2 separate regions of the Homo sapiens genome follow, and region 2 is linked to region 1. The links are chromatin loops, found by intact Hi-C in ENCODE. Cell type or tissue: mammary epithelial cell. All regions are shown on one strand. Each heading gives the region's core, and the rest is flanking DNA. Links, peaks and the distances in the headings are about the cores only.

Evidence for each region. A loop is a pair of places that touch in the nucleus more often than their neighbours do. Peaks named below come from ENCODE experiments on the same cell type or tissue, not always from the same donor. Only the 100,000 strongest peaks of a DNase experiment are listed, where the experiment ranks them.
Region 2: it touches region 1 in a loop (2.1-fold over the local background); 26 of 110 quality-filtered maps call a loop at or near these places.

Annotation. Positions count from the first base shown.
Region 1 is chr19:1,944,585-1,947,479 of GRCh38, reverse strand. All of the region lies in intron 1 of CSNK1G2 (casein kinase 1 gamma 2), which reads right to left. Among named protein-coding and RNA genes, the nearest start is that of CSNK1G2, 4.9 kb to the right of the region's middle. RefSeq lists an enhancer at 1-481. In mammary epithelial cell, for the core only: a CTCF peak has its summit at 1,358 (motif pointing left); no DNase peak of the experiment used is centred there.
Region 2 is chr19:1,852,085-1,854,979 of GRCh38, reverse strand. KLF16 (KLF transcription factor 16) reads left to right here. Exons shown (of 2, transcript NM_031918.4): 2 at 220-2,581. The coding sequence ends at 521. Among named protein-coding and RNA genes, the nearest start is that of REXO1, 5.0 kb to the right of the region's middle. RefSeq lists enhancers at 1-482, 483-1,039. In mammary epithelial cell, for the core only: a CTCF peak has its summit at 1,476 (motif pointing right); a DNase peak (open chromatin) is centred at 1,469; H3K4me3 peaks cover 743 bases; H3K27ac peaks cover 510 bases.

The DNA.
Region 1 (2,895 bases), core at 211-2,710:
AGGACCACTGGAGCAGAAGCCCGAGGGGCACAACTGCCGCGGACAGGATGAGCCCTCGCACGCCTGCCATCTTTCCTGGGGACAGAGGTCAGATGGGAAGGGGCAGAGGTCACCGCAGATTACATGAGCATCACCTGGGAAACAAGGTCCCTAAGGAGGGCGGGTCCCACCTGCAACAGGGCCTGAAGCACCACGGCCAAGGCGAGAGGACTGGCCATCAGGCCTCACAGGCAGGGACTCTGTCCACGAATCCAGACCAGGACTTGGGGTGCCTCACTCTGGAGGGTGGAAGTTTCCAGATAATTGAGGGATTACCTTTAAGCACAACTTTTTTCAAGCCTCCAAAGGCAATTACGCATCAACGAAACACCGCTGGTGACAATAAAAAAACCTCTAAGATTTTCTCTGCCTTTTAAATAGCGATAGGGCCGGGCACGGTGGCTCACGCCTGTAATCCCAGCTATGAGGGAGGCTGAAGCAGGTGGATCACCTGAGGTCAGGAGTTCAAGACCAGCTTGGCCAACATGGACAACAGAGCGAGACTCTGTCTCTAAATAAATAAATGAATAGGCCGGGCACAGTGGCTCATGCCTGTAATCCCAGCACTTTGAGAGGCCGAGGCGGGCAGATCACAAGGTCAGGAGATGGAGACCATCCTGGCTAACACAGTGAAACCCCGTCTGTACTAAAAATACAAAAATTAGCCAGGCGTGATGGCATGTACCTGTAGTCCCAGCTGCTGGAGAGGCTGAGGCAGGAGAATGGCGTGAACCCGGGAGGCGGAGCTTGCAGTGAGCCAAGATTGCGCCACTGCACTCTAGCCTGGGCAACAGAGCGAGACTCCATCTCAAAGAAAATAATAATAATAATAATAAATAAATAAATAAATAGCCGGGCGCGGTGGCTCACGCCTGTAATCCCAGCACTTTGGGAGGCCGAGGCGGGCAGATCACGAGGTCAGGAGATCGAGACCATCCTGGCTAACACGGTGAAACCCCGTCTCTACTAAAAGTACAAAAAACTAGCCAGGCGTGGTGGCGGTCGCCTGTAGTCCCAGCTACTCGGGAAGCTGAGGCAGGAGAATGGCGTGAACCCAAGAGGCGGAGCTTGCAGTGAGCTGAGATCGGGCCACTGCACTCCAGCCTGGGCAACAGTGCAAGACTCCATCTTAAAAAAAATAAATAAATAAAAAATAAATAAATAAATAAATAAACGAATAAATAGTGATGGGCCAGCCCTGGCCCGTGACCCCCGAGCCTCTTGCAGTCTTTCTTCCCGCTGCCCTCACCTGCGCCCCCTCCTCTGCGCGGCCTGAGACACAGACGTGAGGCAGCTAGCTCCCCCTGCAGGTATGGAATGGGAGTGACCTCCCCGGGATAGGCCACGGGATGCACTTCCCACCTCTCCCGGGAACATACGCGTGGCCTCCGCTCCTAGATGGAATCTGCCGTAACAAGAGTCATACCCCACGGGTCAGGCCGGCCAGACCAGAGTCTCTTGCCCCACTCCACTGGGCTGCCTGCCCCACTTGGCACCCACAGCTTCGGTCCTCACCCCATGGCCTCTCCAGGGAGGGACCCACTGCTCTACCCCAGCGTGCCCCAGAAGTTCAGCAGATGCGCATCAAGGGAGAACCAGCTTTTTTTTTTTTTTTTTTTGAGACGGAGTCTCGCTCTGTTGCCCAGGCTGGAGTGCAGTGGCGCGATCCTGGCTCACTAAAACCTCCACCTCCCGGGTTCAAGTGATTCTCCTGCCTCAGCCTCTCGAGTAGCTGGGATTATGGGCGCACGCCACCACGCCCGGCTAATTTTTGTATTTTTAGTGGAGATGGGGTTTTGCCATGTTGGCCAGACTAGTCTTGAACTCCTGACCTCAGGTGATCCGCCCACCTCGGCCTCCCAAAGTGCTGGGATGACAGGTGGGAGCCCCCGCGCCCGGCCAGAGCTGGCTGTTTTCAACATGATGTCACGCGAAACTGTCTCGGGCCTCACGGTGCAGGGAGGCCGCTGGGCCACCCAGGAGCACGCCTGAGGGTGACAGGAGGGATCCCTGGGCAGGGCTGGCAGGGGGCTGCCCCGATTCCCTGTGCAGGGGACACGTTGGGGGCTCTGAGCAAGGGGGAGATGATCCCCACACCTCAGACGCGTGCCCCGAACAGTCAGCCGCACCGGGGGCCAGGGCCGCCTGAGTGCTGCCGGGGGAGCCTGGGGCCAGCCCGGGGGTCTGAGAAGCGGCTCCCCTGTGGGCCCAGGACACAGCTCACGCTGCACCTGCAGAGGGGCCCTGGCAACCTTGCGGGCGCACAGGCTGGTGCAGGGCCCCAAGCAGCGGTGGTGGCCAGAGACTCTGGGCAGGGCGAGAAGGGGCCGCGGAGCCTGGAGGACTCAGAACCCAGCAGGGCTTCAGGACAGTGCCTGGGGGACAGCATGGGCAATGCTCCTGGGCACAGCTAGCTCACGCTGGCCACCCGGGGCATGTCCTGCTTTGTCCCATGCCCTTGCTGGTGACAAGTTGATGTGGGTGGTGAGCGGGGCAGAAAAAGGGCAGCAAGGGTGGGATGCTAGAGGTTCCTGCCCCACTACAGGAGGACCCGGCAAAGGGAGGAGGCTCACTGGGCCCCGCCCGCCAGACGGGTGCTTGCCAGGAGCCAGGCAGGCCCCACCCCTCACTCAATCCCTGCCCGCTGCAGGGCTGCCCGCAGTGCATTGAATACACCGTTCTGGTGGTCCCAGACCCTCACTTTGAGCCCTCGCTGAGGTAGCACAAAGGGGTACCCCCCCCCACCCAGCCAGGCCAGTCAAGCTCCCGGACAGACCCACCCAGCAGACGGCTGCACCCACGTGCCAGTCACAGGGCGGCACAGCCCTCTGGACAGAGCCAGCAGAGAGGATGGGG
Region 2 (2,895 bases), core at 115-2,614, 92 kb after region 1:
GAAATAAGAGGATTATTTATTAGGGTCTCGTGTTGGGCCACCGGGGGGCGGGTAAGGGTTGTATTCTTTGTGCTTCTCCATGTTTTGAACTCACACCAGAGCTCAGCCTCTAAAACGGCACGGGACAAATGCCCGCCACCCTTTGGGATCTGCTGGAACGTGTCTGTCATCTCCCCCCGCCCCCGCTGACCCGCTGTCTGTCTCTGTCTCTCCGTCCAGGGGAACGCCCTTTTGCTTGTGACTGGCAGGGCTGCGACAAGAAGTTCGCCCGCTCCGACGAGCTGGCCCGCCACCACCGGACGCACACGGGCGAGAAGCGCTTCTCCTGCCCTCTGTGCTCCAAGCGCTTCACCCGCAGTGACCACCTGGCCAAGCACGCCCGCCGCCACCCCGGCTTCCACCCGGACCTGCTCCGGCGCCCTGGTGCCCGCAGTACCTCCCCCAGCGACTCGCTGCCCTGCAGCCTGGCCGGGAGCCCTGCGCCCAGCCCCGCGCCCAGCCCAGCCCCCGCAGGCCTGTAGGGCCCTCGTGCAGCCCACCCTGACCGCCAGGATGCTTCTGCCATCCAGGGGTGTAGTGAGGACCCACGGGGAGCCTGGGCCCCTTCCAGCCGTGGGCAAACCCTGAAGACACCCCTGCCCCCCTCCAGAGAGTGAGGAGGGGGCCTGAGACTGGACCTGGGTCTGCCTGACCTCAGAGGTGGCTCTCAGGATGGGTGACGGGGGCTTGTGTCTGTAAATAGCCATGATACTAACTTTCTTCCCATCTGTGCAACGGGGCCCCCCCAGGGCAGCTAGGAGGTCCTCCCCTCTCCTCTCCACCACCCCCTGCTGCCCCCCTCCCGGGGTGGGGTTTGGGGGGGTGGAGTGGACTTCTGGGAGCCGGCCCGGGGAAAGCACCCCCTGCCCCATCCCTGCAGATTGGGATGAAGTGTTCAGACAGCCATAGAGGAGTCGGGGGTTGACACGGCCCCTGCCTCTCCCCACCCCACCCCCACCCCACCGAAAGCCATGGGAGTAGTTCAGGGAAATGGGGGTGCAGCCCAGCCACCCCCCATTCGGGTACTCAATCTCAGGTGTCCACAAGTTCTGCCCACGGTAGGGGCTGCCTGGCCCCCCAGACCTCGGGGGTAGAGCCAGGAGTGGGGCAGCGTTAGGATGCCCGGAGGGGCTCCAGGTGTTGCTTCTGAGACCTGGGATGGGGAGGGAGGGGACCTCTGGGTTCTTCCAAAGAACATTTGACTCAGTGGGGTCGGGAGGGAATCCTGGCTTATTTATTTTCCTCTGTCCTCGGGTGTGGGGGCCCTAGCTCGCCCTCTCTGGGTGGGTGGGTGAGAGAGGCTGCAGGGGAGGCTGGCACCGGGCTTGGGCCTCCAGTCCCTGCCTTGCTGACTTTGGCCGTTGCGGTATCACGTGACAATCAACTCTCCCTTAACGACGACTGCGGCTGTTGGGCTGCGCTGCCCTCCCTGGCCTGCAGGTGGGGCCGTGGAGCCCATGCCCGCCGGGGTTGCAGGCTCTTCCGGGCCTGGGCTGCAGCCTGGCCCGGCCCTGCTTCCCTGGCCTCCCCTCCTTCTCCTGGGTGCTTGGAAGAGGTGGGTCCTGGCCCGTGGTTGAGGTCTTGCCTCGTGGACTGGAAGCAGAGGGCTGGCTGTGCAGCCTCCTGGGGTAGCTCGTTTTTTTTGCACCGGGTAGAATATTTTTTCAGGCACGGATTCCTTTTTTTCTGGGCCCCCATGGGTGGTCCGGCATCCTCAGGGGGTGTGAGTGTGTGTGGGGGGTCTCTGAGCTGAACTTGGGTGGGGTGGGGACTTGTTCCTCGGGGGCCACCTTTGTGTCCTTGTCAGCGGTCGTCCTGCTGTGGCCTGGGTTGCATTTCCTCTTGGGGGGGGTATTGAGGACCCCCAGCCTGGAATGAGAAGGGTCCCCGGTTCCATGTCAGACCCAGAAAGGTGGATCCCCCCACTGTTGGCTGCAGGAGGTTTTTGGTACCCCCTTTTGTTCCAGAACCGTCCTGCCTCTCGCTTGGGGACAGGGGGGCTTTGGATGGCACTGGTGTGCACCTGGACCCAGCCCCGGCCTGGCAGGATCCAGGGATGGGTGCCTGGGATCCTGGGGGGAGGGAGGCAGGGGACGCCCTTCTGGAGCTGGGCTCGGAGGGTCCTGCCCCATCCAGCCCTCGGCTCTCTGTGTTCTCTGTCCCTAGCCTCAAACCCTCTTCTGGCAGCGCTAGTGAGATGCCTTAGTCTGTGGGGGTGGGTGGGGGACTGGGGCCCCGTTTTCCTTTGTGAGTCTTGGTTGGCCCCAGCCCTGGCAGGGGCCTGTCTGGAGCAGGGGTAGGTAGGGCTGTGGGTTCCAGAACTCTATAACTGGGCCCCTCTCCAGTGTCCAGGGGCTTGGAGAGACCTGCGCCCACCCCTCCACTCTCCCAGGAGTCGCTGATCACTGGGACCTGGTTCCAGCCGTTTGCAGGGGAGGCGGCTCCGAGAGGCGTGTGCTTTCCGTGGGTGGCGCCCCTCCCCCGCCCTGCCTGGCCTCATCCTTGTATTTAATTAATTAAACAAGCCCCTTTTTAAACCCTACTCCAGCGTGTGTGTGGTCTCTCCCGTGGCAGTCCCCACCTGTGGGCACGCTCTGAATCCCTCTGTCCCACCCACCAGTGTGGTCCCAAGTTCATCCACCTCGTGGGGAAACCGAGGCAGCGGGCTAGTGAAGGGGGTCTTGGCCAGGCCCCTCTGGCTGAGACACAAAATGCCCTGCCCCTAGCCCTAAGCCCCGCGGAGGGGGCTGCCTGCAGCAGCGCGCGCTGCGCCCGCCGGGTGTCACCCACGCCTGGCGCAGCTGCGCCCCCCGCCCAGCTTCCCGCCCGCCCCGTTGCCTGGCAACCGAGGCACAG